Regions from separate parts of the Homo sapiens genome. Here region 2 is linked to region 1. A link is a loop called in an ENCODE intact Hi-C map of the cell type or tissue named here. Cell type or tissue: chondrocyte. All regions are shown on one strand. Links, peaks and the distances in the headings refer to the core of each region. The heading gives the core; the rest is flanking DNA.

Region 1 (10,576 bases), core at 754-8,753:
TGAATATGATGTATATTTTTATATTTTTAATCCCTCTTTATCCTCTCTGTATAGATTCTAAGAACTATCACATATTGTTTAGGTTAGATTGAACCATTGTTTAACAGTTTATGTAGACTGTTCAGTTCAGCAATTTAGATCCAAATTTGTGACCCTGGCACAAGGCCCACTGTTGTATTCTTTGTCCCTTTCACCTTGATTCCTTCCTTGTTCTCTAATCTTGTTTATAACTGTTATTGGAGATGGCTATACTGTAGCACTTGGCTGCTACTAGATTTAACTTCTCTGTATGTATGCTCCTGTACCCCACTATATTGTTAAGTTCCTTTAGCTCAAAAGTATGCCTCATTTCTCTTTGTACTCCCAGCACCTATTACACCTGGGAATTGATAAACTTGTTGAGCAGAATAGAGCTGAAATGATTTGTATAATCTCTTTCTAAGTACCTTAAATATTCTAGATATATTTATCAAGAAGAGAAAAGGGAAATGCTAGACCGGCATCTAGCTTCAGGTATTTGAAAGACTGAACATGAAATATAAAAAAGACACTAGACTAATTCAAGTATTGTTCCAGAGGGCAGAACTGGTGCTAATGTATAGAAATCTACAGAGAAGCTGTTTTGGGTTTTCTTATTCGGAGTACCCTTGTAACTAAGCTGTGTGATAATGAGGATGGCCTACATCCCTTTGAAAATGCTCCTTAGCCCTGAAAACATTCAAACAGAGCTGGTTGGTCAGTTGCCAGAATTCTAGAAAGGATTCTTGCATTTGGAGGTGGATAAATCATGAGTTTTCCCAACTCTTAATTTTGTTGGTTTGCTTGCTTGCTTATTTTAGAACTTTTTTTTAAAAAGGTGATTTAGAGTGGTCACAGCAGTTTTTAATGTCCCTTAAATTTAGAAAAGCTAGTAATGCTTATTTAGTTTTTAGAATGATATCCTCATGATTTTCTTCACATTGGTTAAAAGTGTATTAAGTGCCCAGTCAGTAATAACCAAATACATATTTTCAGAGTTTTTTCTGTCTTTTTTCGTAGCCAGATGTACATAAACCATTTCTTTATTATAATAGAATTGGAAGCTTGCTCTTGTGAGCAGAACACTAGATTGGAAGTCAGATACCTTGAATTCTGTCTACTCCAGTCTCTGCCATTGGGTAGCCATGTGTCTTGTGGAAATCCCTCACTCTCACTGTCTTGGCTTCAGTTCCCTCTTTGTTAAATTGTTGGACGGTAGAGTGGGAAGCAGGGAGTTTAAGGTCCCTTCTTACCCCAAAATTTGAATTCAAATTTGGCACATTGGGAGGCATATTAATTATTTTAACGTATTAACGTATTTTATTACAGGAAAGTTCAATGCGAGGGTTATACTTGGTTCAAAAGATGATTTGGCCCTTTCTTAGGTATCTTTAACAAATCAATAACTATTGCCCTAAAAGCATTCATGGATGCTATTTTTTGTCACTAAGCAAAAGGGAACTTCAGTTCTTAGGACTACCCTTTAGAACCTCCTCTTAGGTTAAAGTCTAGGAACCCTAGCCTTAAAAAGTAGTTTCTTGATTGATATATACAGAATCTGTGGAACTTCTAGTCCATGTATGCTTGCAAACAACATACTTATTTGGGAGGATATTTAATATACTGTGTCATTATATTAAATAAGTATATATATATATATACAGTTTTATTATAATAAATAAGTTAATCGTACAATGACCAATGTTACTTCATTAAAATGGATTTTGATTATTTTCTTTATTAATTGGAAATATATTGGATATTTAAAAGATTATATTAAGTGTAAATCAGATTGAATTTTTACACATCTTAAGTGCCTGTCTGCAAATAATGTAGTTCAGATAACTTTTTTTTAAAAGAATGTTTGTTAGTATAAATTATCTGACTTTTGCAGTGGTTGTTTACATTAAAACTGAAAAATAATGTAATAGATTCTATTTAGGTCAAGCACTCTACTAGATACTTTAATTATAACAACTCTTCAATATAGATATTATCTTCATTTTATAGAGAAGAGATCAGTGTGCAGTGGAGATAAGTAGCTTGCTCACATTTATCCCATAATGAAGCTTGGATTCAAACCTTGCTCAGTTGGCCTTTATTCTTTCTGCTATGATATAGCAAATGTTTGAAAAATGTGAAAAGATTAAATGTTGAAGATTTTCTAACTTCTTGGGGACAGGAACTATGTGTTTTTATTTGTTTTCCTAACTTTACCTAGTTTCTGAGAAGAGCTCAATAAGTAGTATTTGTTGAATGAATTGGACAGTTTTTAAAGTTCTGCTTAAAAGCCTAAGATTTTGCCTCAAAGAGACAATTGAATATACTATGTAAGTGATAAAAAAAGAAACTTGAAAGACCATAGAATGACTTCTAGTTTAGAATTATATAAAAATTTAAAAGTTCAAAATACTGGGGAGAGTTAGATCTCATTTATGTAAAATGGGTTAACAATATATTGAAATAGGCTGGGTGTGGAGGCCCACGCCTGTAAGCCTAGCACTTTGGGAGGCCAAAGTGGGAGGATTGCCTGAGCTCAGGAGTTTGAGACCAGCCTGGGCAACATGGTGAAACCCAGTCTCTACTAAAAATACAAAAAATTAGCCAGGCTTGGGGTTGTGTGCCTGTAAGTCCCAGCTACTCAGGTGGCTGAGGCAGGAAAATCGTTTAAACCCGGTAGACGGAGGTTGCAGTAAGCCAAGATCTCGCCACTGAACTCCAACCTGGGCAACTGTCTCAAAAATAATAATAATAATAATAATAATAATATATATATATACACACACACACACACACATATATGTAAAATATCTATTATTTTCAGGTTAAGAAAATCATATCTTAATGTTTCTTAACTCTCTTATTCTTTGTAACATTTAAATACTTCTCAGTTTTCATGAGATACAATTCCTGTGGTGAATCCATGAAAAAAATTGAAATGGAAGGCCTTTAAAAGCAAAATGACCATGGATTGCCCTTGATCAATATTTGTTTCATGTGTCTTTCGCCAAAGACCCAGTTTATTTCCCACATTTCCATATTCCATAAATCAAATTAATGTGCTCATTTATTTACATCCCTAGTACTTAGCACATAGTATACATTTAGTAAATAACATTTATTATAGGAAGAAAGAAAGGACTAAGAGGGGAGAGGGGGAAAAGCTAGTGACCTGGCTTAGTACTCCTTCAAGAGCAAAAAGAGAGTTGATTGACCAGGAAGAGAAAGCCCAGTATATGTAAGTGAGCATATAGTTTTTAGGAAAGCGTCTACTGTTAGAACTTCACAGAAAATCGTTTTTCTCCCCCAAGATTAATCAGGCACCAAGTATTAGTCACAAGGCTCTAGTGTGGTCTGACAAATTGATTGAAAAAATCTACTGTCTGTAAATCTCTAAATTTTATAATGGAAAAAAATGCAACACACTAGATTTAACACTCTTATTCTAAGGTTATAGAAATCCTTGGCTTTGGAAATTTGGGAACCATATAGTAAATTACTACTTAAAAGCAATTCCTGATATCTTCCCAATACTAATGAATAACAGGCTCAACATTGGCTAGAGCCAGAGGTAACCCTCTGCAGCCCATTTCCTCAGGTGCTGGAGTAGCATTTGTTGAGAGCCACTGCTACTGGGACCCAAAGTCAGAAAAGATGTGTCTGGAAGTTTTAACATTTAATGCTGTTATAGGGGACAATTCTGGCTTAGAGAGTTTGAATTTGGCAGCCTAACTAAAGATAAAAGATTAATAACTGTAGTAGAAAGTAAGTATAAGGTAGTTTTCACATAGTTCCTGTAACAGTGTTGTATTATGTGATTCTTTTCTTAAAAACTAAGGTAAGTAGTTGGTTTCACATTCATTTGAACTCCTGAAGTAAACCATTCAGTAGGCTAGAATTATCACTAGAAATCAAACACTACATCCCAATCATCTTCTTAGTCAAGCCAGAAAAAGTCTTATTAACTCTTACAAGCACATGATAACAGTGAAGTCAATTGATGTTATTTCTGGTTTCACAACTTGCCCAATTCAAAATGTGGAAAGATGAGTAGCTCCTAGGGGGATGTTATATTCTTATTTTGCTCTTATAAATATGAAGGATTACTATGAATAGCATATGCTTTCCTTAATTCTTCAAAGCCCCAGTTCTTTAAAGGAGATTAAAAATTTAATCATTACTACGTTTTGTGAAAGGAAAACCATAAACATTAGTAGTCTTACTGAAACCTCCTGAAATTGCTAGAATGACCCAGATGTTTCAGTCTGGCACAGAATCCACACACCTTACTCTTGCAGCCTTTATTAACACCTCAGTTTGGTAATCTATGGACTCGGGTAACCCCATTTCTAAATCTCAGAAAGGTATAAATAAGATCATTTTCAATTGAGAATTATAAAAATCTCAAATTCTCAGTATTTGAAAAATTCACAATATTAGATGCTAGAAACTACTTGGATTTGCTTTCTTCCTGTATATTCATTCATGCATTTTATTTATTTACTTTTTGGTAGGCTAGTAAAGTACTAAGAGTGTTTCAGATATACTAGTTTGTATTGTCTCTTGGGAAACTAGGATTGGGCGCGCAGATACATCGCCATCTGCTGGTCAGTTTATCTGTGGTGAAACTGCAGCTTTCTTGAGACTTGTCTAGAAATTCTAGAAAGCACTGCCTTAGAATAGGAGAGGTACAGGAAATTTGGAGAGTCTTTTTCACAAGCACTTCATTTGACAACATTTACTGGTAGTGTATCTTTTTTAAGGTTTTGAAAATATTTTTCATAGTAATTTCTATTGAAAATTATAAAATTTTCAGAACAGTAGATATTTTGGTCATTTTTTAATCAAATTTAAGATCCTGAAAATGATAAGACAAAGATATACATTTTTTTCTAGGGTCATGGGGGAGCATTTTCCCCCATATATTTTGATTTTCATTTATGCATGTGTTCTGTACTATTTGAGTGCATATAGAACTTCAGTGGCATTTAGATATTTTGTGGGACCACCAGATTAATGAGACACATTGAATAGAATAAACCAGTTAGTATCCATGACTAAAAACATGTTTGAAATAAAATTGAATCTCTCTGAGACAGAAAGGCAAACTTATTTTTTCCCCGTAGCACATCCGTTTGTTTAGGGCTGAGTAATCCTTTAAGAATTGCTGAACTTCCCCCAAGTGCTGAAAACCTAATTCTGTTTTAAAAATAGCTGTAAGTAATTCTGTCCTCATACATATATTTTACATGTTTAACAAAAAAGATTCTTATCTTCATAAACTGTAATGATGTCTTAGGCCCAAACTCCAATTAGGGTTGGTTTGTTTTTTTTAAGTTTGTATGCTTAATAACGACAACTTGGGAAGCATTTTCAGAGTGCTGCGAAAAATAACTCATAAGAATACAGTATTTGGAAGCACAGAGACTGATTTTTATTTTTTGGATTTCAGTGGAGTGTTAATATTTCAAATACGTGAGAATAGGAAACTTCCTCTTCAGAACTACAATCACAGCCGTAAATACAGTAGAGTCATAGCAGTAGATGCAATAGAATCTCATCATGAAACTCCATGAATTTTGAACTAATCACATCACCAAAGGAGCTCCAATACTGAAAAATGAAATACATTGAAAATATATCTCAAGATGAAATGAAAATTCTAAGTGTTACTAAAGCTTCTGACTAATGTTCTCTGTGATATTCATTTCCTTTGAAGTCAACTGTTAATCTCAGCATTCAAAAGTAGTTTGTTTAAATACTGATTTAAAAAAGAAAAATAATTCTGAAGAGTGGTACTTCTGGTAGACTTTCCTTATTTGTCTTTGTTTTGTTGGTTTACTTTTTCACTTTGCTCCTGCACTTTCTCATGGCATACTAGTTAATAGAACGAGTTTCTCAACCCAGGCGGGCTGTTTGCACCATCACTAGCTTGGGCAAGTTACTTCTTTGTGCTTCCTTATATTCTGTGAAATAAGTAATATGTACCTCACAGGTTTGTGTAAAGATTAAGTGAGGAAATAACTTGTGTAGAATACTACCAAGCATACAGTAGGCATCTAAAAAACAAAGATGTTAGCTGTTTTCATGGATCTCTGCCCAGAGTCCCTTCCCTGTTTCTGTGTTTCTAACATCTCTCCTCTCAACCTCCCGGGCCCAATTCATTTATTTCACTTTATAATTAGATCAGCAGATATTAACACCTTGCAACTTGCTATTACCTAATCAGATTTTACCCCATTTTAGTCACTTTTTAATATTACTGTTGCTTCTCCATGTTGTTTTTAAAGAGTGCTTTCAACTTCTGTGTTTTCAGTTGACAGATGTTTTATTTTTTCCCAGAGAAGTTTCTATTAAATGAGTTATATTAGTTTAAAATTAAGTAGAAAAGAATACCTATTTAGTTAATGTGCTAAAACTAAGTGATTTATAATGGCTGAATACCTGACATCAAGGTATATCTTCTGGCACTGATTTTGGCTTTGGTGGTTTGGGGCCACTTAACTATATGCATGGCTCTTGTGGATGACCCAGTTGCAGCTATTAATTTAGAGTAGAACATGGTGTGTCTTGTTTTAGGAATCTATACTAGGTGTCCATGTCACCCAAAATCATTTGCAAATTTTTGCTTATGATTGGTCTGTAAGATAAGTGCTTAAACACTTTCTTATGCCATTTATAAAAGACATAAGACAAAAACTGTGGCAGACAGCTATTTGATCTAGTAAACCTTTTAGTTAAAAACAAAGGCAATATGAGCATTCCTATCAATAGTATATCTTTAAAACTTTTCCAGTTCATTTTATTGAGCTGATTGTTCTTTTGTATGAATTTAATTAAGATATATTTCCTAACTTAATGTGTATTTGGTAATCTTTTTGTTTCTTTTCTGTATTATATATAATATAATGTGTTAAAGTGCTAGCTAGTTCTTACATGAAAGTTTACTTGTGATTAAGAAAAAAATAATTTTCATAGTGAATAGAATGGTGGTGGCCTTTGTTTTACTGGCTTAATCCGTGTGGGTTTTCCCCTATAGTAAGTTCTGTGGTTGTATACTCTTAAAATATATACTAACATTCTCTAGAAAAGAAGCAATGTTTTGCATGTTTTATTATATTTGTATCTTGTATGTGAGGTCTTCTTTGAGAGAGAAACACGTTTGGTGAGTTCATATTTCTTAAAATATACATGATTCTTCAGACTGGAATCTAATGAAATAGTACTCCCATTTGAAAACCAAAGAGTTGAGGGTACAACAAAGGATAAAAGTGATCAGATGATTAGCCAGGGGCTAATAGAAATTCTGGAAAGAATGACAGATATTATATTAGAAAGAAATAGGATCTCATATTCACTGAAGCTTTCTACAGCTAAAGGTCCAAAAGAAATAATAGAAAATTACTGAAAGAGATGAATGTCTGAAACTTTAGAAATGCATGTGGTGTTGGATTAATCCAAGCAAGAAAGAAAGATGGGCAGATAATAAATTACATTTTATAGGAAGTCTGCTTTCCTTGTTTTCAAAGTATTTTGTCTTTTTTCTTTTCTGTCTCTCTCACAAGATATATTTAAGTAAGTCTAGGCCGGTTTCAGAAAATTCAGTTCACAATTTTTATCTTTGCACCATATGTGTAGAGTTCTTTGGAATCGGTAAAATATTATAAAAACTCCAAATCCTTGAATGGAGAAGGTTAGTCTAAACCTTCCTTCTGTTCTGTGCCAAATTGATAGCATTTTTCCTTACGAGAATATGAACAATACAGAACACATTTTCACATACAATCAGTTGTAATACCCCATAACTAAAAGATTTTGCAGAAATGTCTCAGTGGATTTTAGTCAACCCACTGAGACATAGCTGTACTTCTGCTAGGGAAAAAGAAATCGTTGTAAACTGAAAAAATATGTATATGTATATTTTCATCACAGAGAAGTGATTATTTAACTGTTCTAAATTTTACTTTGACATAAATACATGTTATTTTACTAAAAAAAATTGAGAGTGTATGTTTTTGTGTCTATAGTATTATCTATCTCCATACAAATTTACACGCAAAGTAGCATGTATCCTTTTTTTCCTCAAGTTAAATGGTCACATAGCATTGTAATCATGAAGTTCAGCTCCTTTCAAATGATGTTGATTGAGAAATATACATTCTTCTTAAACTATTTGAGCCTTTTAATCAATTTTTCCCCAGATTTTTGCCATTGAAACTTGACTTTCATTTTTGTTCTTAGCTTTTGTAAGTTTTGTAAGGAGAAAGTGAAATGTTTCCTGATATATAAATAAGTAATAAAATTAATGTGCACACAAAGTATACTCTTTATTCTTTTTTTTTTTTTTTTTTGAGGTGGAATTTTGCTCTTTCACCCAGGCTGAAGTGCAGTGGTGCAGTCTCGGCTCACTGCAACCTCCGCCTTCCAGTTTCAAGCGATTCTCCTGCCTCAGCCTCCCAGGTTAGCTGGTATTGCAGGCAACTGCCACCACGCCTGGCTAATTTTTGTATTTTCAGTAGAGACAGGATTTCACCATGTTGGCCAGGCTGGTCTCGAACTCCTGACCTCGTCAACCGCCCGCCTTGGCCTCCCAAACACTCTTTGTTCTTCATGGGCGTTTCCTTTTTGGCCCCAACACATACACACAAACATAATCTCTGGGAGGAAAGAGAATCTTACTCTGTTAAATTGAAGTTCTGACTACAAATCTTCTGAGTTTCTATATATTTAAGCTTAAACTCAAGTATTTACATATGAATGAGTTCTGTATTCTGTAACCATATTAAAACTTTTCCTAGTATTTTTATAGAATTTGTTTTTATAGCTACATCAGAATTAGGATCGTTATTAAAGTGCTATAAAAGGTAGTTATTTATCGGACTCTGTTAGATTAAATGTGAGAAATAATGCTAGCTTCAGGTTATGATTACATAATATAGATGAACCCTGTTAATAAAATGGAATAAAAGTTGGAAGTTTTGTCTTTTTAATATATTTAATGGTTTATATTGAACTTTCTCTAATCTTTTTAGAGACTAATTTTAAATGTAATTCATTATGTATTCTTTTTTATCCTATAATTATATGTGTTCATAATGCAGGGGTGGGTAGTAGAGAGAGGAAAAGAAAGGGACAGAGGGAATGAGACTTCTCTGTTGTGGGGAGGCATCTTTCTCTAGTAAGAAGGAACAGATAATCCAGTTACTAGCCATACCTATTAAACTTCTGTGTCTATGTCTGTTGTTGCTAAACTAACCTCTAATGCCTTAGACGGAGTGATAACATATAAGAGAGTTTTTGTAAAACTTTGTACAAAATTTCATTTAAAAGTAGCCTGTAATCAAGACTGTTTCTCTTACCTAGTTTGCTTTGGACTTGAAATGTAAACAAAAGATACTTAATGAACTTAACAATTGTTATTCTTCTCTACAGTTACTTTTCTGTGTGTGTGTGTGTGTGTGTGTGTGTGTGTGTGTGTATGTATCTTTGGTATAGTGTGTTATATGTTAATCTTCCATATGTTGTCATAGCTCTAATGGACATCTCTTTTCCTAGATGGATTATTGTTTAAATGGTTAAGAATCATAGAATTCTAATAGGAACACTATTTATTCTTTTGCAGCTATGTCATCTTATCTTTTAATTATTAAAACAGAGCTTCCTGCTGCTATTGCAGAATTTTTGACTGGAGACTATAGTAGGTAAGAAAAAGTATTTTACATTGTGTCCGTTCATGTATTAATTTGATAAATATGTATTAAGCTGTAAATGGCAATACTTGTAGTGGCAGGTAAAATAAATGTAGTCCTTGCCCTCAAGACAGTTACAAATTAGGCAGAAGTGAAGCAGTAATAGAATAGAAACTACTCAGCCAATGTTTGATTACCCATATGAAAGCGCTGTTCTGTGAACCATATGAAGCACCAGATATAATCCTTGCATTCCTTGGGGGTGTGAGATAGGCTAAGACAGGTCTGAGATTGAGATGCTCTTAAGGAGGAATAAAGGGTAAATTTCTGGGGATATGCAAGACACAGGTTGGGGATGGGAGAAGGTTGAATATACTGACAGTACGGGTCTTAAACAAAGGAGGGGAGTGAATGATATTGCTGTCATTTCTCAGCAAATCATAGTGATAAAAAATGTGGCAGTTACAACTATACCTGTTTGAAATTCCTATTATATACCATGGCAAAAAAATAAATTATTTGCAAGGACTTAATTGTTTCATTTCCTGTTTTTGAACAATATTATAAACAATACTAAACTACATTGTATCTCTTTTATCTTTCTTTAAAAAATGCATCTTACATTTTTGACTCACCTCTTTATAGGGAAAAAACAAAATTAATTGTACTTTTCACTGTGTAGAACAAGAACATTCTAGAAAAAGGAACTTGAAAAGACAGAATAAATCATTTTAATTGCCATCAAGTTATTTCACATAGTTAAGTTTCAAACCACAGTACAAAACCTGTCAGACTTTTAGATTTGAATACTGGGTTGTTCTGCTTCAATAATTGAACTTGTTCTGGAATGCAAGGAAAGGTTTCAAAAA
Region 2 (10,576 bases), core at 833-8,832, 120 kb after region 1:
CACTGACCCTGCCATGGGCATGCACATGCTGTGGACGGAGTCAACGCTCCATGGATCATGGCACAATGGTTACTGGTTGGGGTGGGTTGCAGCATATCACTAAGAAACACACCACTACCTGCTCTAGTCGTCATCTCTCTAGGGCTCTTTTGCACTCAGAAAGACACCTGGCCATTGTTTTCAGTCCTTGAGCCAAATGACATAAAGCTGCAGACTATTACTAAGGCTGCAAGGCTCTGATGTGGTCAGTGGCTCAGAACTAACTCATTGGAAGCCCTCCTGCCAGGGAATTGAGAGATAATGGAACATGTTAGACCAGGGGTTGTCAGACTTTTTCCATAAAGGGCCAGATAGTAAATATTTCAGGCTTTGCAGGCCATATGATCTCCATCACAATGACTCAACTCTGCTGCTATAGTGTGAGGGCAGCCACAAACATGACATAATCAGAGTGTGGCTGTGTTCCAATAAAACTTTATTTAGAAACACTGAAATTTGAAATTTGCATGATTTTAATATTACAAGATAATCTTTTGACTTCTTTAACCATTCAAAGCTATAAAAGCCTTTCTTAGCTAGTGTGCTGCAGTTTGCCAACTTCTGGATTAGACCACCAAAGGGAACATTTTATTCCCATTCATGGAAGGGCTTCTCAGACAACTTGCCTCAGAGTCACTGAGAGGTGGGGTCAGGGGTGGCGGAGAATGCCTGCTAAAAGTGCAGGTTTCTGGTCCCAGCACCCTAACTATTGAACCAGATTACCAGAAGAACAGCCCAGGAAACTGCCATCTTAGCAGACTCTCCTAGGTGACTGTGATGCCCACTAAGTGTGGAGAATCATTTTAGCTGAAAAGAAATCAAAAGCTTCTTAGAGAAGTTTTTTAATTTTGGTAGAAAAATGAAGCCAGTTGGGCTTGGTGGTGTGTACCTGTAGTCCCAGCTACTTGGGCGGTGAGGTGGGAGGATTGCTTGAGCGCAGAAAATCAAGGCTGCAGCGAGCCATGATCTTGCCACTGCACTCCAGCCTGGGTGACAGAGCCAGACCCTATCTCAAAACAAAAACAACAGCAACAAAAATGAAAGAAAGAAAAATGAAGCCAACCAACAAGACAAGTGCTTCCTACTTGAGCAGGCTCTTTTAGGACACTTTTGAGGGTACTTTGGGTTCTCCCATTTGTAAGTTGCTTCAGTCTTCCTCAGACTGCGAGTGCTATGTTTCCAAAGAGAATGAGCAGAGGGCAACCCAAGCCTTTCTGGGGGAGATGTTGTCTCCCCCAGAAAAAAAAAAAAAAGAGTTCTCCCACCAAGAACTTTATCCTTGTTTGGCCAAACCTTCTCCTCCAGGAGAAAGAGGGGGAGACACATTGCTGTGGGAATGGGAGAAGGGGAAACATCTGATATTGTTCCAGGAACCACTTCTATCAGGGGCTCCTCTGCCCTCCATGCCCACCATTCACCCATCACTGGTTGGCATTGGGTGGGGGGAGTCACCCCCTGTAACCTACTTTCCAAGGCTTGGTGATTTTCTGTCTCCCATCAAAATGGGCAGGAAGGGTGTGTGTGCTTGGAGAGGGGCAACTGTGTGTATTCTTGTGTGTTAGAAGTGGGGGTCTACCAAGTGCAATATCTGTAACTAAGTGGGTATAAAAGCTATGCAACCCTGCTTTCAGGGAGGTAACACATCAGGAGTGCAGAACCCATGGAGATGGGTGTGTATGGGGAGGCAGGGCTGTGAAGAGCACAGATGCTTTTCTTTTTCTTTCTTTCTTTTTTTTTAAAGCCAGATTTTATTTGTATTTAAAAACAATGCTCAGGAGACTTAAAAGTTCCAAAGCCGTGAAGATATCCAGTTTCAATGTACAGCTACAACAAGGTGCTGTTGATCAGCGACTGAGTCATGGAAGGCTCTGTAGTGCCTTGGGGACCTCTGCTCCTTCGTATCACTCCTAGTCTTGGCCTCATGGTTTTCTGCAAGTTCTTGTTGACTATAACTTTATACAGGGCTGTCATTGCAGTAAGGACAACAAAAAAGCACCTATGGCTATCATTGTTAATCCAGTAGAGAAAACCACAAAGTCAGAGGGGTCATGTATAACAAAAATGATTTCCAGAATCACGGTCAATAACCCTAAGCAGGTGACAAGCAGACATTCAGAGCAAGACAAACATCAGAATGGTAGTCCCATCCATGGATAAGCTTGGTCAGGTTGGTACATGAATTTTTGCTGGCACAGCAGACAGCTTTTTAGTCAAAAGAAGGTCAGGAATAGTTTCCCCTGTCTACTGCACATTCTGAATGTCCTTACCATTTTTCTCTCTTGCTAGAAGAACCCTGGTTTTATTCTGGCATCCAGCCATAAGGAAGGTGACCTTGTCACAGTGATATGCAGGTAAATGTTTGCCAACTGGCTTTTCAGGAGAAAAAGCCCTGCTATGTAGTGTTTGCCAATTCCTGTGGTGTTGCCCATCATGCCCAATTTCAAGCTACCAACATGAAGTCACTAAACGCAAAGCTGGGAGGAGATGTGCACTATCAGCTTGCATGAGCTGGTGGGAGCTGGCTTTGAACCAACACTGCCCCATTGCCACTCAGAGATAATAGTCAATCATGGTGATCCCATCTGTATTAGTCCATTTTCATGCTGTTGATAAAGATGTACCCAAGACCGGGCAATTTACAAAGGAAAGCTATTGGACTTACAGTTCCACATGGCTGGGGAAGCCTCACAATCATGGCAGAAGGCAAAGGAGAGCAAGTCACGTGTTACATGGATGGCAGTAGGTGAAGAGAGAGATTGTGTAGGGGAACTCCCCTTTATAAAACCATCAGGTCTCATGAGACTTATTCACTATCATGAGAACAGCACAGGAAAGACTTGCCCCCATGATTCAATTACCTCCCACCAGGTCCCTCCCACAATACATGGGAAATCATGTTGAGATTTGGGACACAGCTAAACCATATTATTCTGCCCCTGTCCCCTCCTAAATCTCATGTCCTCACATTTCAAAACCAATCATGCCTTCCCAACAGTCCCCAAAGTCTTAACTCATTTCAGCATTAACTCAAAAGTCTGAAGTGTAAAGTCTCATCTGAGACAAAGCAAGTCCCTTCCACCTATGAGCCTATAAAATCAACAGCAGGTTAGTTACTTCCTAGATACAGTGGGGGTACAGGCCTTGGGTAAATACAGCCATTCCAAATGGGAGAAATTGGCCAAAACAAAGGGGCTACAGTCCCTATGCAAGTCTGAAATCTAGCAGGGCTGTAAAATCCTAAAGCTCCAAAATGATCTCCTTTGACTCCATGGCATCCAGGTCATGCTGATGCCAGAGGTGGGTTCCCATGGTCTTGGGCAGCCCAGCCCCTGTGGCTTTGCAGGGTACAGCCTCCCTCCTGGCTGCTTTTATGGGCTGGCATTAAGTGTCTGCAGCTTTTCCAGGCACACGGTGCAAACTATCAGTGGCTCTACCATTCTGGGGTCTGGAGGACAGTGGCTCACTTCTCATGGCTCCACTAGGCAGTGCCCCAGTAGGAACTCTATGTTGGGGCTCTGACCCCACATTTCCCTTTCGCACTGCCCTAGCAGAGGTTCTCCATGAGGGCCCCACCCCTGACACAAACTTCTGCCTGGACATCCAGGCATTTCCATACATCTGAAATGTAGGTGGAGGTTCCCAAATCTCAATTCTCGACTTCTGTGTAGAAGTTCCAAACTGTCCCACATTTTCCTGTCTTCTTCTGAGCCCTCCAAACTGTTCCAACCTCTGCCTGTTACCCAATTCCAAAGTTGCTTCCACATTTTCAGGTATCTTTTCAGCAACACCCCGCTCTCAGCACCAATTTACTGTATTAGTTTGTTTTCACACTACTGATAAAGACATACCCGAGACCGGGCAATTTACAAAGGAAAATTGGACTTACAGTTCCACGTGGCTGGGGAAGCCTCACAATCATAGCATAAGGCAAGGCAAGTCATGTCTTACATGGATGGCAGCAGGCAAAGAGAGAGATTTTAAAACCATCAGATCTCATGAAGCTTACTCACTATCACAAGAACAGCACAGGAAAGACTTGCCCCCATGATTCAATTACCTTGCACTGTGTCCCTCCCACAACACATGGGAATTCAAGATGAGATTTGGGTGGGGACACACCCAAACCATATCACCATATCACTGGCAGTCATTGGCCTATGAGCAGAAAATATTCTGGACTGGGACCACAACTGACCACATCATGAGGTACAGCACAGAGATAGGGAAAGGACCAGAGGCCTTGAGGATATGCTCAAGCTGCTGAAATAACCAGGTCTCACAGCACTTTATATTAGGACTTCTGGTAATATGTATTCAGAAAAATTCCAGATTGTTCAAGCTAGTGGAGTTGAGGTTTCTGTTACTTGCAGCAGAAAGCTTCCTGATGGGTACACCTTCTCTGCATCAATCACTCAGAAAGGAAGAAGCAAGCATGTGTGAGTTATTACCCTGCCATTAGCACCTCACCATGGCCACGTACAGAGGGGAGCTCCAAGGACTCAGAGGCAATGGCCTAACAAGTCAGCCCCCCATGGCTCATTATCTTTCCCCTGCAGACCCTCCAAAGCCTATTTACCCTGTGAAATGCCACAATTTTCTTTGTCACCTGTCTTGCTCCAGTGCTGCCAGCACGAGTGATGTAGGGTATTATCAGGGCTTCAGCAACAGCGTGTGTGGCTGGAGTTTAAATGAATTTCATCAGCATGATTAAATACTTATTACATGAGTCAAACATACGGGCTTCATTAAGCTAGTGAACTCCCAGGAACCTCCTCTTCTGTTTATACAACCCATCTGGACTCTCAGATTACTTTAAAGAAATGGGATAAATGGAGTTCGATATGACAGCCAGCTCATCTTTCAGCGTTGTACTCTCAGAGGAAACTCATCTTCCATTGCTAAATCTGGCCTCCCTACAATTGGGTGCAGAGGTTTTTTTCCATCTGCTTCTGGCCTCCGTGAAAGCCTGACATGATGCTGAAATTGAGACTTTAAGAGTAACTTGCCAGGACATGACAGACATACTTTTCTCATTGAAGCATGGAACATTGTCTAAAGTCATTTGCAAGCACAAAACTTGGGCTTTTACGAGGAGGCACACCTTGAAAGCAAAATAAAGGGCAAGGTTTAATTAACTTACCAGGCCCTCTGTTAGTCGTTATTAGAAGCTCTTTATCAAATTAAAGGCCTGCTGGGAAGCCAGCTGAGTGCCGAGAAGCAGTGACATGCGTTAAGTGCCAAAGTGGGTTTTAATTGGCTGTTTAAATGAAGGAAAGCTCCCTGCAGTGTGACAGACACACATCATGGGGTGTGTGCCAACACACACACACACACACGGAGCCCCAGGCAGTCTGGAAATCACAGGAACCACATTTTTGGAAAGCTGACATATCCAAAGCATGACCACAGCCTACCAGGAAGGGAGCCCTAAAGCATGTGGCATTCCAGGCTCAATAAATGCCATAGTTATTATTTCTGATAATAATAAAAGAGCTGTAGCAGTAAGACTTTTGAATGCTGCCAAATTTGCACTGTACATCGTCCAGCTGAATTGCCAAGGTCTCTTACTCCTGGATTGAGCCCAGGATTTTGTTTTGTCTTTGGTGTCATCAAGCCACTAACATGTAAAATGGGAACGTGAATACCTACCCTATGAGAATGTTACAAGAGATTTACACAAAGCTCCTAGCAGTTCCCACCATGTACTGAAGGCCCAACGAATGGTAGTTATTTTGACGAAAGCATTTCTACTGTGCTCTTTAAAAAATTATTGGAGAGTATTTATTCCTCATAGTCCCAGTTATGCTAGGAGGCCCTACAGGGTGGTGGCTAAGAGTACAATCTTTGGAGTCAGATTGATATGGACTTGTGTGCTCGCTCCACCATATCAGGGGGCCTTTCTGAGCCTCGGGCACCTTTTCTATAAAATGGGATACATTCTACAAAATAGGTTATAACATACCTACTTCATAAAATGGTGGAAAAAGTACACGACTGTGCCTGAAAAGAACTTAGCACAATGTATGTACATAGTAGTTGTGATCATCAATATGCTTCCTAGGGGAATGAGTGTGTTTCCTGTTGAGAGATGGAGACATGAAATTACAGAGTGGCTGTGGGACAGGCCCCAAGGACACTGTACCTTTTCACATAGGCTGCGAGCAAAAGCTCATTGAGTCAATCATTTGTGGAGGTGATGGGGTGGAATCTTAACAGAAGGCAGCAAGGACAGGGTTTTTAGGGATTGGGGACACATTCAGGACACATAGGAGAGCTCTGCAGTCAGTCTTTTGCTGGTGATCACCCCTTCAGAAAGCTGGGGCTTCCCCATCATCTGACTATGAACATATTTGATGCAGAATAACTCCATGATACAGCTGTGACAAGAGGCCAGGCCTCCAGTTTCCAGTCTACAGCTTATTTTACTGAGAAAGTTTCTTGTCAGGGTGAGATTTTCAACTGGTGGGGAGAAAATTATTCCAAAACCACTGTTTTTTAATTTCAAAAGCAAGTTTTTTTTTTTGTTTTTTGTTTTAAGAATTGTATTGGTACTCTGAGCTTGTTATTTTAAAAGAAGCTGTCAATTGAAGTTTTTATTATATGATCAATATCACCCAGGATTCTTTACAAGGATGATGTGCAGCAGCTGCTGTAACTCTTGGCTTCTTGTCAGCATTATAATTTGGCGTAAAGTTATGGGGAGGTGACAGAGAGGGAGGGGAAGGAGTCATGTGACAAGAGAGGGTGGTGAGATCTTTTGAAGAAGTTAGAAGCGGTAAAGAATCTCAGCCTACAGCAGCTGGTGAGAAACTTAAAATACAGGACTGTGGGTCCTTGGAGCCATTTTGAATTGGAGGATGTTTTCATAAAGGCTGCAAAAATAAACCTTCCTGGATGAAAGCATGTGGCTACGTGCATTTAAACACACGCCCTCTGTTCCAATAACACCGCGATTCTGAGCTATCCCTGATGCACCAGCAAGGAAGAGAATAAACTCCTTCGTTTCCCAACATCCTTGCTGAGGGCTTGGAGGGACAGCTCTCACTCAATTTTCCAGCCTGGTAAGGCTTTGAACATGAAACAGACGTGTCCCCGGGGCTCTTACAAAATGAGCCACAGCAGGCTGATGTCAGGGCATGGATTCATGGGCTGCCGGGGGGTTAACATCTCTTGCAATTCCAAATAAGAAAAAAGCCTGCATTCTTCTTCATTCCTCCCATTTCACACATCCCTGGCAGCTGGGTTTCCCAATGCTTCATTGAGGCCAATGTGCGTGAAGGAATGGATCAGCAGGAGCAGGCCATCAGGCGGCCATTTTAAGCCCTTGGCCTCCATCCCCACTCCCCACGCTGGGGCGAGACAGACAGGCCTTTGTGTGCCTGGAGCCGGCTAAGCCAGGATGTGACTGTGAGCTGGAATCTGACCTTTCATGGGCTCCAGCACCTGTCAGAAAAACGAACAAGCTTGGGGTGTTTTTTCCGCTCCGGACTTAAATGCCAGTTTTGTGACTCCCTCACAGTGGAACTGTGCCAAGGCAGTTGTGGTCAACTCCAGCTCTCCGAGGAGCAGACCTGAGACGTAAGTGATGGACGGCCCCGCGTTTCTGAGGCCTGGCCAGCTCTCGGCTCAGGTTGAATTCAAGCCGAGCCCAGGACTTCAGTGCTTGAGTTAGGAACCTCAGAGCAGATCAAAACAGCCACATTACTCCGGCACCCTGTGGTGCATGTGAGTGTGTGTGTGTGCACGTGTGTGGGTGTGTGTGCATGCATTCAGCACTGGAACAAAGACCCAGTCACGGTGACCCTGACATAGATGGCTGTCCATTCATCAGGAGTGGGATTATGGAGCAGTGTTGGCACCCCCTCTGCCCACCCCGTCTTGGCCTGCTGCGGCAGTCTGATTATGAACATTCTAGTCATTCTTGGGTTGGACCCTGCCACTTGTGATCCACAGGACCTCAGTCAAATGACTTAACGTTTCTGAACCTCAACTTTGTCAGCCATGAAATGGGGATTAAAATGCCTTATTCCAATGGTGGTTGTGATTTAAATGAGATAATATATACAAAGCACCAAGCATCTTGTGAAAGCACCTTGGAGACACTTAGTCAATAGCCACCCTTTCCTCCCCTGTTGCAGAGCATGCTTGGGCTAGAAGGAAATGGGAGTTTCAGTCACTATTGATATTTGATTGCCCAATAGACACACACAGTTTTGATCATAGAAGAGGGGCTAGCTCAGCCTATCAATGGCTTCAGCTGTGGGAAGACAACTTTCCTCCTAAGTGTGGCCCCAGAGGATGTGGTGTTCAGGGCTCCTTAGTGGCCTGGCCTTTGGCTGGGAGTGGCTGTAGCTGTCTAAAGGGGCGGAGGGCTTTAGTGTGGACCTGTGGTTGGTGCACTCCCCTCCACCCCAAACAGGTTCAGAACCCTATAGGTGGAAGGAGGCTAAAGCGCACCCATGCTCCAGCCGAAGGAGCTTGTCCATTTGAGGTGAATATGGCCACTGCCCCTGCGTCTTTGGCTCCAGGGATCCTGCCTCTGCCCTCTCATTTCACAGGATAGTGGTCCAAGGCTAAGAAGTAGCAGCTGAAGTGGAAGGCAATGTCTGCAGTTACACAGATGGCTGGCCCAGAGCTCGAGACATGCAGGAGATGTCAAAGAAAAAAAATAAAAATCGAATCCTCATTCTCAAGGCTATCGATAATTTAAAAGTTCATAAATATTGATCCCATAAAATCTGATTTTGGAATCACATGGATTCCAAAATAAACAAAATTGTATTTTAGATGTGAAGTTTATGTTTCTTTGACTTTACCACATCTTGTGAAAATGGATGTATAGATTTTTACCAATTTTGGAGGGTGTGATGAGGGTGACAGAAAATGTAGGCTCTGCCCTGGGAGAGAGCTTGAAGAGATAAGTAATCATTTGCCAGAGGGAATGAAACTGAAATCTAGTGACAGGTAGCTGTGCCTGGCAGGCAGGGAGGAGTGGCCCTCGAACTAAGAGGCTGGGCCAAGAAAACAAATGGCGGTGGATGAGCCCCACATTGGAACGTGGTTGTTGATTTGCAACATGCTGCTTCCTGTAGAGCAACTCTGGGTAGTCAGCTGCAAAGTGAGGAAAACAGATTTATTCCTTTAACTATTCTGAAGAATACAAACTAAACCAGTTAGTACACACAAATAGCCTGTAATGCTATAATGTCCATTATCTTTATTTAGTTTGTTTAATTTCCTTCCTTCCTACCTTCCTTCCCTCCCTTCCTTCTTTCCTTCCTTTCTCTCTGTTTTTTCCTTTCTTTCTTTCTTTCTCTTTCTTTTCTTTCTTTCTTTTTCTTTCTTCTTTTCTTCCTTCCTTTCCCTCTCTTTCTTTTTCTTTCTTCTTTCTTTCCTTCCTTCCTTTCCCTCTCTTTCTTTCTTTTTTCTCCTTCCTTCCTTCCTTCCCTCCTTCTTTTTCTTTTCTTTTTTCTTTTCTTTCTGTAGAGCTGAAGGTCTTTTCTTTCTGTAGAGATGAGGGTCTTGCTATCCTCAGCAAGTGCTTGCGATCCCCCCAAAGTGCTGGGATTATAGGTGTGAGCCACTGCACCCAGCCTAGTTTAACTTTTTAAAGGATGCTGTTGCTTGTCTAGACTATACATTTTGTAGCCTTTCTGTTACTAGTGTTTGAAACATAGTCTGCAGTGTGCCAAACACTTCCCTTCAAATGCTTATCATAAGGATTCTTCTACAAGGAAGCTTCTGTTGCCCCCATTTCACAGATGAGGCTCAAGGAAGTTGGGTAACTTGCCCCGCATCACCCAGCTAGTAAATGGCAGAGTTGGGGCATAAACTTGTGTGTGTTTATTCCAGAACCCAAATTCTTGACCAGAATGGGATGTTGCCTTTTCCTGTGGTTTCTTAAAACGCCATTCATTTACTACAAAGATATTCAGATGGTCAAAATTTGATTTTGTTGATACATAGTTACTTTAGTCAATCAAATTGCACGCTGAAAATGTATTTCTTTGTACCTATCAAAAAGTCTGGGTTTTGAAAATTCAAATGAAACATTTTTAAAGCTCTAAATTAGATTTTCACTGGTAAGCATGTTATCTGATCATGTTATTATTTGATGTTTGATAAATACTCACCGCTACTGTTTGGTGCTCAGTTGGACAGTTAAAAGGTGGCTTGTTTCAGTCTTAATCTGAAATACATTAAGAAGGGTCACCCAAGCCCAGGCAGGCTTTGCTAAAGGTTTTTTGCATTGGTCACAGTTTTGACTTATAGATCAACAATTAGTTGCAGATGTCGACAGTAATAAGGAGTGTAGAAAGGGTCAGGAGAACACTTCGTTCCCATTTGAGAGGAATTTAGAACTTAAAAAAATACTCTGTTAATTCTGAGCTGCCAACATATACACATTTATGCATGTATGTAACTCACTGGAAAAACAGTCAAATTTTTGAAAGTAGTAGACCATAGTTCTATGGACTTTAAAATGCAATTCAATAAAAACTCGGTTTTTAAAAGTAACCATTAATAAGAAGAATAA

Evidence for each region. Hi-C counts contacts between places; a loop is a spot of excess contacts. Peaks named below come from ENCODE experiments on the same cell type or tissue, not always from the same donor. Only the 100,000 strongest peaks of a DNase experiment are listed, where the experiment ranks them.
Region 2: it touches region 1 in a loop (2.3-fold over the local background); 2 of 110 quality-filtered maps call a loop at or near these places.

Annotation. Positions count from the first base shown.
Region 1 is chr14:61,020,805-61,031,380 of GRCh38, forward strand. It overlaps SLC38A6 (solute carrier family 38 member 6), which reads left to right. Exons shown (of 16, transcript NM_153811.3): 6 at 9,641-9,719. It overlaps LOC101927756 (a long non-coding RNA gene), which reads right to left. Exons shown (of 5, transcript XR_943921.2): 5 at 10,423-10,549. Among named protein-coding and RNA genes, the nearest start is that of SLC38A6, 45 kb to the left of the region's middle. In chondrocyte, for the core only: CTCF peaks have their summits at 4,632 (motif pointing left) and 4,843; no DNase peak of the experiment used is centred there.
Region 2 is chr14:61,140,713-61,151,288 of GRCh38, forward strand. No RefSeq gene overlaps it. Among named protein-coding and RNA genes, the nearest start is that of TMEM30B, 140 kb to the right of the region's middle. In chondrocyte, for the core only: a CTCF peak has its summit at 4,571; a DNase peak (open chromatin) is centred at 7,626.